Linked DNA regions of Homo sapiens: region 2 is linked to region 1. A link is a contact called in ENCODE Hi-C or POLR2A ChIA-PET data. All regions are on one chromosome and are shown on one strand. The core of a region is the stretch at or near the end of the contact, and the rest is flanking DNA. Distances in the headings are between cores, read along the strand shown. Region 1 has its middle 40 kb from the start of MAP1B. Region 2 overlaps MAP1B (microtubule associated protein 1B).

What was found. Hi-C counts contacts between places; a loop is a spot of excess contacts on that map. ChIA-PET counts read pairs that join two places held with the same protein, here RNA polymerase II (POLR2A). Pooled maps may share reads with other maps.
Region 2: a map of PC-9 shows a loop between it and region 1 (2.9-fold over the local background). The contact joins two enhancer-like sites. A Hi-C loop is called at or near these places in 1 of 168 maps with a recorded cell type or tissue (PC-9) and 2 of 50 pooled maps. POLR2A ChIA-PET finds 5 or more read pairs at or near these places in 2 of 52 experiments (AG04450 and OCI-LY7).

What each region holds. Positions count from the first base shown.
Region 1 is chr5:72,065,441-72,070,506 of GRCh38, reverse strand. No RefSeq gene overlaps it. Among named protein-coding and RNA genes, the nearest start is that of MAP1B, 40 kb to the left of the region's middle. Within about 2 kb of position 2,671, at least 2 of the 41 ENCODE cell types and tissues checked have a DNase peak (open chromatin) inside an H3K27ac peak, as active enhancers do; they include PC-9, where a contact is called at or near this core.
Region 2 is chr5:72,139,453-72,144,518 of GRCh38, reverse strand. All of the region lies in intron 2 of MAP1B (microtubule associated protein 1B), which reads right to left. Among named protein-coding and RNA genes, the nearest start is that of MIR4803, 27 kb to the left of the region's middle. Within about 2 kb of position 2,863, at least 12 of the 41 ENCODE cell types and tissues checked have a DNase peak (open chromatin) inside an H3K27ac peak, as active enhancers do; they include PC-9, where a contact is called at or near this core.

The DNA of each region.
Region 1 (5,066 bases), core at 1,422-3,921:
AGAACCCACCACCCTAAGTGAGTGCCAAGCACTGTGCTTGCAGCTAGGGGAAGGCAGCGATGAAACAGTCGATCTAGCTGGGAGGTGCTGACTAAAACATATGGAAAAGCAGACAACAGTGCTAGAAAATAGCTAGTGTCAACACCAAGTGTCACAGGATGTAGTTTCTGTATTCAGAATTTAAGATATCTCCTATGCAAGATGCCCCATCTTCATAGGTTGTGCGCCTTCTTAGGACCGCAGCTTTTGCTTCGTGGTGTAGTGTTTGGTTATAACTGATTTAGTATTGCTTATTATTTCATATATGTTTGTCGTCCCATCTGGCTTGTTAAGTCGTTGCAGGTGAGAGTCACATGCTTCTCTTAATACCTAAAAATTCATGGGCATGTAATGATCTCTCTTTCCCTTTTTTTGCAGTTCGAAATGTAATTCATATATCATATGATTGACTCATTAAAGGACAGAATTGGATTTTTTTTAGTATATTCACGGAGTTGTGAAACCATCATTACAACTGATTTTATGACATTCCCATCATGGCCCAAAGAAACACTGTGCCCTTTAGCTTTTTACTCCTCATCCTCCCATCCCTTCCCCCACACCCAAGGCAAACACTAATCGACTTTCTGTCTCTATGGATTGCCTATTCTGGACATTTCATATAAATAGAAGCATATAATATGTGGCCTTTTGGGTCTGGCTTCTTTCACTTAACTGAATGTTTTCATTCATGTCATAGCATATATCAGTACTTCCTCCTTTATGGCTGAATAATATTCTATTGTATGGATAGACTACATTTCATTTATCCATTTATCGGGTGATGGATATTTGGGTTCTTTTCTCTTTTTTGGCTATTATGAATAACTCTGCTATGAACATTCATACACAAGTTTTTGTATGGACATTTTTTCATATGTCTTGGGTATATCACAGAGTAAAATTGCTGGTCAAACGCTAACTCTGTCTTTAACTTTATGAGGAACTGCTAGACTATATTTCAAAAATGGCTGCATCATTTTACACTACCACCAGCTGCGTATGAATGAGGTTTCTGATCCTCACCAATATTTGTTATTATCAGAATTTTTGATTCTAGCCATTATAGTAGGTGTTAAGTGGTATCTCATTATGGTTTTGATTTCTATTTCCCTGATACCTAATGATGTTGAGCATCTTTTCATGTGCTTAATGGCTATTTTATATCTTCTTTGGAAAAATGTCTATTCATTTTTTTTCCCATTTTTAAATTGGGTTATTTATCTTTTTGCTATTGAGTTATAAGAATTTTTAAAATGCATCCTATATACAAGTTTCTTATCAGATCTGTGATTTGGAAAAACTTCTCCCATTGTGCAGATTGCCTTTTCACTTTCTTGATGATGTCCTTTGAAACACAAAAGTTTTTAATTTTAGTAATATTCAATTTATCTACTTTTTTCTTTTGTTGCTTGTGCTTTTGGTGTCATATTGTAAGGCTCCATTCCCAAATCCAAGGTCATCAGCATTTACCCCTATGTTTTCTCCTAAGAGTTTTATAGTTTTGGCTCTTCCATTTAGGCCTTTGATCCATTATGAGTTAAATTTTAGATGGTTAAGAATAATTTTTTTTTTTTGAGACAGAGTCTCACTCTGTCACCCAGGCTGGAGTGCAGTGGTGCGATCTCAGCTCAGTGCAACCTCCGCCTCCTGGGTTCAAGCAATTCTCCCTGCCTCAGCCACCTGGGTAGCTGGGATTACAGATGCTCGCCACCATGCCTGGCAAATTTTTGTATTTTTAGTAGAGACGGGGTTTCGCCATGTTGGCCAGGCTGGTCTCGAACTCCTGACCTCAGGTGACCTGCCCACCTCGGCCTTCCAAAATGCTGAGATTACAGGCATGAGCCACCACGCCTGGCCAAGAATGATTTCTTAATATACGTCTGTTGACTGTTGTATAATCAAAAGAAAGATCAAGCTAAGTTTTATTACTCATTCAGCAAATATTTATTGAGGACCTACTATGTGGCAGGTTCTTTTTAGGCATTTGGGATACAGCTGTGGGCAAAACAGGAGAGCCCTGCTCTTAGGAAGTTCTAAGAATAGTGGGAGACAGATAGTGGCATCATCTCAGATACAGCAGGAAATGCTGTGAAGAGAAAGTACAACTTGGTTTCAAAAAGTTTGGCCTGGGGACCTGATCCAGTCTGGAAGGCCAGGGAAGGCAGCAACCTGAAGAGGGAGGAAGAGGGAGTGAGGCAAGTGTGGGGTGAGGGGTAGGAAGAATGTTTTTAGCAGAAGAAACACCACACTGAGTGAGAAAGGGCAATGGGAACAAGAAAATTAGAGACGCAGGCAGGGGACAGAATCAGGAAGACCTTTTATTAAACCCTTCCTGTATTCCCTTGGAACACATGATCTGTCCCCCCTCACACTACCGCACACAAACATCTTTCTAAGCTCTTTTCTGTGCTGCATTATTTTAAAGAAGTTTTATTCCAACCCTGGGAGGCAGGGTCATTATGCATTCCTTGAATGAAGAAATCTTTGCCCAGGGAGGTGAGGTGACTGAATTGTAGGCCCACCCAGCCAGCAAGCAGAGAAGCCAGTTGCAAACCCAGGGCTGTCCAAGCCCACGCCCTGCTCATACAGGTCTGCTGCGCTGCCTCTGCTCAAGATGAGTCATCCTCCAGGGAAGCTCTGAGGTTGAGGTTTAGGAAAGAGCAGCCTTTATTGAGATATTTTAGTCAAGAATTCTGAAAATACTTGTCTGGAAGAGAGACTAGAGCACACAACTTGGGGCTAGAGTCTTCCGGCTGTGAAAGCATGAAAATGCCAGCTGCCCTACCGGTTGTTAGGGAAAAGCCTAGTCACCCTCAATGTCAGGAAGCCAAGCTTAATTGTTCCTTTTATGCAAAGAAGACATATTCTAAGATAAAGTTTTCCGGAGTCTCATGGCCTCAGCTTGGTGGTCACAGTGGACTTGAGGGGTCCATGCTTCTCTGGAGGTGCCTGATGTAAGATCATTCTCGGCTTACTCTGAAGAGTTCAAAAGCTGGACCTCAACATCATGTCACCACATGATGGTCCTTGCCTTGACCAGAGTGATTGATTCTTCTGGTTAAAGAAAACTAATAAATCATTTTATTTACTCTACTTCCCAAAAAGCACTACAGCCCTTTAAGGGACAGTGTTGCTGGTGTGGGTACGTGAATCTCAACTCTGCAGGCATCTGGAGAAGACTGATGGCACAGGAAACCCTAAATGCAGATGATATTTCCCACCTGATTACCCAGAAGCAATCAGCCTGGTGTGGCTGTACAGCCTTGGGCAGCTAAATGTCCTCCTTTGGAAGTTGCAGGCTTTTAGATTTCGGAGTCTGTCCAGCTGGAAGCTCAGGCAGAGATGATAAAGCAGAACTTATGGTAAAGCTTTATGAAAAGTAATATCCTAAAAGTAGATGGGGAAAGTTGCTTATCTCAGACTACAATGCTTCTTGAAATTTCTGTACATTTCTACCCCCACCCTGAGCCAGCCCTTCTCTGCTTATCTGTGAACTTGAAAATGAGACTAGGGATAAATTGGCCTCAGCGATGAGCTTGTGCTCTTGGAGTGTATGACTAAGTGCAAAGACACTTGTGGCTCGTGTAACTGGGTCTTACCACCTCATTTCTCTATTCCAGCTCATACTCTTATGTCTTAATCTATTTTGCTTGACAAAAGGCAGTGTCACAATTTCAAAATGCCGAGGGCCAGGCATGTCATTTTCATAAATGATTGAAATGGGCTAGGAGTTTTGCAAGAAGAAGCAGTACAAACAGAAAAACTGGAGATTCCCTCTCTAGAAGGGGCAACAGCTACTCAGTCCCAATTCATTGTTGCCATGCAAAAATTGGGCCAGTGTTGGAAGACATTATCATTTTTTCAAAAAAGCCAGAAATCCTTAATTTTATTGAACATTTTTATATTTAAAGCAATGTGGGGATCAGGCACACTGAAGGCTTATAGGCTACCAGCTTGCAATCTCTGCAGAAGAGCGTGGTGCCTGCAAACACAGACTCTGGAATCCAATTAACTAAATTTGCATTCTGTGTGAACTGTGGACCTTGAGCAAATTATCCAATCTTTTATTATCATCATCAATTAAAAATTCACCCATTGAGATGTTTTGAGAATTAAACGTGGTTAGCAGAATTCCTGACCTATGGTAAATTCTCAATAAAGGTTAACTATTCATATTCTACTTTGAGTTCCTTTGAAAAGACAATCTCCATCCTCAAAGAGCAGGTTTGCAAAGACTCCTAGTGCTGAAAACTGCCCAGCAACAGGCCCTGCTGGGAGTGTCTGAGCTGTAAGCTCAGAAGAGCAGCCGCTTGCTTTCCTGCAGCTCATCCAAGGCCAGAAACCCAGCCCCTCCCCCACTAGGCATGCCCAGAAACTATAGATCCTGCCTTAATTACCAGCAATTAAGCCGCTTCAGCCTGCAATACAGGATCAGGCACTGCGCCCTGGCCTCCTGAGGACCTTACAGGAACACGGCTCAGCCCTTCCAGATCCTCCCTTACCTCCAACCATTTATTTAATCCCTGGCCACCCCTACTCCCTCTTCAAACCTCCCTGGTGTCAGATACACACTGAGCCATGGAAACCTGAGGACCTTGGGCAAGGGTCCTTCTTTAGCTGCATTCTAACCCTCTGCATCCAAACAGGCATTCCCAAGAGCAAACCTCAGCTCACAGGAATCTCTCTGGATCACATGAGAGATGGAGGCCCCTGTCCTTGCCAGTGCATTTTCTTCATTGGCTAAAAAACATTTGTAAGAGGAAATTTTCTTACATCAGGGAAAGGAAATAATACATTTACTCAAGTGGGAAATAAACTTGAGAAAAGAAAAACAAAAGGCCTTCTAGAATGGGAGAAAGGCAGACTAGCAGAGGCAGAGGTGTTTCCTTATTTTTTAAATTTTTTATTTATTATTTTAGAGACAGGGTATCTAAAAATAAAGAGACCCCATTTTAGAGCTGGGGTCCCCAGCTTGGATGACAGAGCCCAGGCTGGAGTACAGCAGCACAACCATAGCTCACTGC
Region 2 (5,066 bases), core at 1,614-4,113, 74 kb before region 1:
TGTAGGCTAAGGAGGGAGGATCTCTTGAGCCCAGGAGTTCAAGGCTGCAGTGAGCCATGATCGCATCCCTGCACCATCCTGTCTCTGAAAAGAAAACTTAAAATTTAGCTTTGAATTCAGTAAAAAAACATTAAAAGGTAGAGCGAGGGAAAGCCTCTGAGCAGGCAAAATAGATACCACTAAGTCAAAGCACTTACAGCTCAAAGACTTTATACGACGGAAGACTCCTTAGGGAAGATTCGGGATCAAGTCTCTCTCTCTCTTTTTCTTCTTTAGAGAGGAGGTCTAACAAGCTTAGTGACTAGATTTTCCAATCCACAGCAGATTCAGAACAACAACATAGAAGGAAGGTGTACTAGATTGAACAGTATTCCCCACAAATGTCCACGTGGAAACCTCAGAATGTGACCTCATTTGGAAAAAGGGTCTTTATAGAAGTCATTAGTTAAAATGAGGTCACACTGGATTAGGGTGGGAATCTTATTCAATGACTGAATAAGAAGAGAAAACACAGAGACAAACAGGGAGAACACGCCACGTGACACTGGAGGTAGATAATGGAATGATACATCTACAAGCCAAGTACGCCAAGTATTGAGCCTAGGAGTTCAAGACCTACCTAGGCAACAAAACAAGACCTTGTCTTTACAAAAAAAATAAATAAATTAGCTGGGCATGATGGTGCACACCTGTGGTTCTAGCTACTTGGGAGGCTAAGGAGGGAGGATGGCAGAAATCACTAGAAATGAGGAGAAAGGTATGGAACAGATTCTCCCTCAGTACCCCCAGAAGGAACCAGCCTTCGGCCTCTTGGAATGTGAGACAATACATTTCTGTTACTTACGCCACCCAGTTGATGATACTTTGTTATGGCAGCCCTGGGGAACTAACATAGAAGAGTACTTAGAAACAAGCACACTGAAGGTAGTTTAGAAAAAAACTACTGGCAGTGTGATATCGAGGGAGGATACCAAGACAGATATGTTTTTTAAAAGACATATGAATTAAAAAACCAGAGCTGGCATCATTCTGTCTGGTGGCAAACCGATACGTCCTCTCCAAGAAGACACTGCAAATATAAAGACATAATTCAATTGTGGATGACGTTCATAATGATGACCTTGAATTGGTTTTTAAAAGGCTGGATTCTGTTGAGGGTACTTAAACAAGGCCTCACTGTACTGCCTCACCCCATAGCCCTAAAAAGGAAATGTATTTGTTTGCCACTTGGATTGCACTAAATATTATCTTTTCTATTTGGCATCTCAACACGGCAGTGTATTCTTTTGTTACTAAATTATTGGGACTAACATTTCACATTTTCTTCTCTGGGAATCCTGATAAAATTATACAGCTTCTCTATGATACGTGCAAAGATGTTTCTACACTTAGTTGGTATTTGTCTTTCTATAGCAACTGCACACACTCACGCACACACTCACACACACACAAGAGAACACAACAGAAGAATCTATGATTAGAACTCCAGCATATGGACACCTATGCAATCAGACTTTTCACTATGGATTTCACACAACAACTAGAAAATCTTATTTTTGGAGAATGAACTATGAAGCTGGGCCAAGAATGATTATATCTTGACTTCAAATCACTTAAAAACTCTATGCCTCAATGCCACCCCTCATCTATTAAGAAATAGAATAAAAAACACAGTCGAAAATGTTTACGCACTACGGCCTATATAAAAATGACCCATAACAGTTCTGCTCCACTCTATTATTTAGCCCCATACCATGTGCTAGAGTCAATTTACTTTTTTTTTTTTTAATTGAAACTTATGCTGGAGAATTTTTCTTGTTCTACTTGGGGAGCACTTTTTTTCCTGAAAAAAAATCCCTTTTTTCTTTTATTTCATGTCTCCTTACTTAGGCCCAAATCTCCTTAAATCATCTTTTAAAATGAGAAGTATATAACTTTATGTAAATATATTTTAAATTGTCTTTTTAAGGTTTAACTTTACATTTGTTTCCACATAATTATTCCTCAGCGAGCTCCGGTCTCCTGGCTTAGAAACGCCTAGGTACAGTTTCCCCATCTCTTTCCTGGTGATCAAGGAGGTTTCAGGTCTTCACTGTGTTAAACCACATAGCGGAATTTTGCAGACTACCTGCCCCTCCTCCTTGCCTGATGAAATGAGGTGGATGTAGAAACACAGTCCCCCTCCACAGGCAGAGCAGATCCCATAGCACAATCCAGTCTGCACAATAAGCGACCGCCCAGGACTCCATCTCACAGGAAGATCTTAAATCACTCCCTTCCACTCTGGCTTTGAATGTGCTCCAATTCGCCTTCCACTCCCAGCCACCTTGGGGGAAGTAGGAAGAGTGAGGGTCACAGGGTGGGCACCAAGCCCAGATGGGGAGGGACACCAAACTGTCACTGGGTGGGGTTCCACAGGTCTCTTTTGCTTTTGCCTTGTCAGCATATTAGGATTTGGGGCTGGGGACTGCATTCCAGAAATAATAAAAACCACCCATTTGGAGAAACACGTGGCAGGGCTTTATAGCCTCTGGGCCTCTCTGCAGTGCTGTGCTGGGAGAAACAGGCAGACAGTGAGAGTTCCTTGCTCCAAGATGCAGGGAAGGTCAGCCAGAACCAGTGGAATGGGATTTGCTGTCGTCCCCAGTGTAATCCAGAATTAGGGTGGAAACGTTTGAAGGAGTATTTTCTCTATCTTTTTTAACCAAGCCTGTAAGTAATATGATATCACTGCCTTAGGCTTTTTTTTCTTTTTTTAAACCATGATCCTCTTGCAAACCAAACATACAATCGTCTCAGAACCTCTCCATATAAGGAATTTCCAGACAGACTGATTCTATGCAATATTTCTTGGGCTTAATGGAGAAAGTCATTCTAGGGCATTGTCCAGCTTTCTGAGTCATGCCATCAGGGTACTGAGAGGCTGGCTCACCCAGGACAAGGCCTGGCCTTTCTGAGCCTCAGGAAAGCCATGAGTGAGAAAGGTCACTCCGAGGCTACTGATCCCTAAGCAATGCATTTATGATTTCAAGAGACCCATTCAGTCCAGAGACAGGGCTGGTCTGACTATACAATACCCAGCATGAAGGCTCTGAATTCAGGACTTTCCATGTCTTTTCTAACGTGCATCAAAGGCCATTAAAAACCTGCTGAAGAAATTAAAGACTTGTAGCTACTATTAAGCTCCAACCACTTAAATCCTGCACTGGTGACCACTGGTCAGCCCCACCAGCCATGCTCAGATGTGTGTCACGGCACCAGTGTCTCTGCAGAGCAAAGGCAAAAGGGAGGGGAAGAGAGGAGAAATGGGAGGAAAGAAAGAAAGAAGCTGGAGGGCAGGAGAGGAGTAAAGCGTGGACATGTACCCCAGGAGGTAAAAGAGTTTGAGGTGGGAGTGAAACTCTGGGTGCAGGGAACGGTACCCTATACTGGCCTGGTCAATGCTCCAGAAGACACAGACACCAAAAAAAGCAGATGGAGTCGTGTGAACGTGGGAGGCTGGTGGGTATCCATGGGCAATGAGTGGTCTGGAAGCTGTAGAAGAGGAGAATGGTGCACCCCCAACCCCAAAAGGTTTCTGTCTAGAATGGTTTTATTGGGCGGTGATCCTTTGATTCATAACGACTCATACCCTGAGATGGGGATTCAGACAAAAAAAGAAAAATCCAAGATGGACGCTAGAAATAATACCAGGTCCACTTTGATCTTGGCCCTTTTATTTTTTCATGTTGCCTAAAGTTGGTGATTTCATTCATCTGCATAGGTGTAATAGGATTGCTTCGATAATCACAGTTTTACCTCTTTCAGATGCATTCTTCTTGCTGGAAAACACTGGATATGTGTAAATCTCCTCTTTTAACATGTTCCTCCCACGTTATTTTTGTCCCAGTTTCTGTCACAATTAACTTAATAAAGAAAGGATCTATTTTCCTTTCCCATGTTGCTGAAAATAAATTTATGAGTGATACTTAATAGTTGTCAGGACATGCAGCTGTTTTTCTCTCCCTTATGCGCACCTCTTCAAAAACCTCTATACCAGTGTTCTTCAAATGAAGGCTGCAATACTTTACTGTAGCATGAAATGGTCAAAGCCAGTGTTTCTTAATAGTATAGAATAAAACAGACTAGAAAATGTCATAATGCATTGCAGATAATAAGGATAGGCATTGTTTTGTTAAACTTTTGTTTCAATTTTAGATGTATGCATGGATCAGCCTGTATTTTCTATACCATGGTTAAGGTAAAAGAAGTTTGTAGGACAGGTCCTGTGGCTCTTGCCTATAATCCCAGCACTTTGGGAGGCTGAGGAGGGCAGATTGCTTGAGCCCAGGAGTTCAAGACCAGCCTGGGCAACATGGGAAAACCTCGTCTCTACAAAAAATACAAAAATTAGCTGGGCATGGTGGCATGCACCTGTAGTCCTAGCTACTTGGGAGGCTGAGGCAGGAGGACTGTTTGAGCCTCTGGAGGCGGAGGTTGCAGTGAGCTGAGACCGCGCCACTGCACTCCAGCCTGGGTGACAGAACAAGACCCTGTCTCAAAAAAAAAAAAAGTTTGTAATACATCCTTATACAATATATGTCTGAATATGTTTGTCTTTAAGGTTAAAAACTAAAGTCCTCTGAACTGGGCTTTTCTTATGTATCAGGTGTACAGGATAAAGATCTGCTGCCTCTAAAGTCTCAATTTTAAAACCATCTCTACCACAGATGGGATGAAATTTAGTCTGATGGTAATTTCAAACTTAGATTTTTATGTAAGAAAAAAATACATTGTTAAACTATATACGAGGTTTCCTCATATTCAGGGACAGATCTCTGCTTTCATTTTATAACCTCCACAAGAGAATCAAACTGCCTTTCTTACCCTCAACTGTGGTCCTTTCCAATAACTTATGTCACGGCAACTTATTATTAAAAAACGACTGAACCAAGATGACTTCGGACACCTCTGATCCAAGGGTTGGCCCAAAAGGAGCCTCAATCTGCTTCAGCATTGGCCAGACACCCCGGAGACTTACATCTTACCTTGCAGGGCTAGAAAGTGCATCAGAATGCCAAACTCCA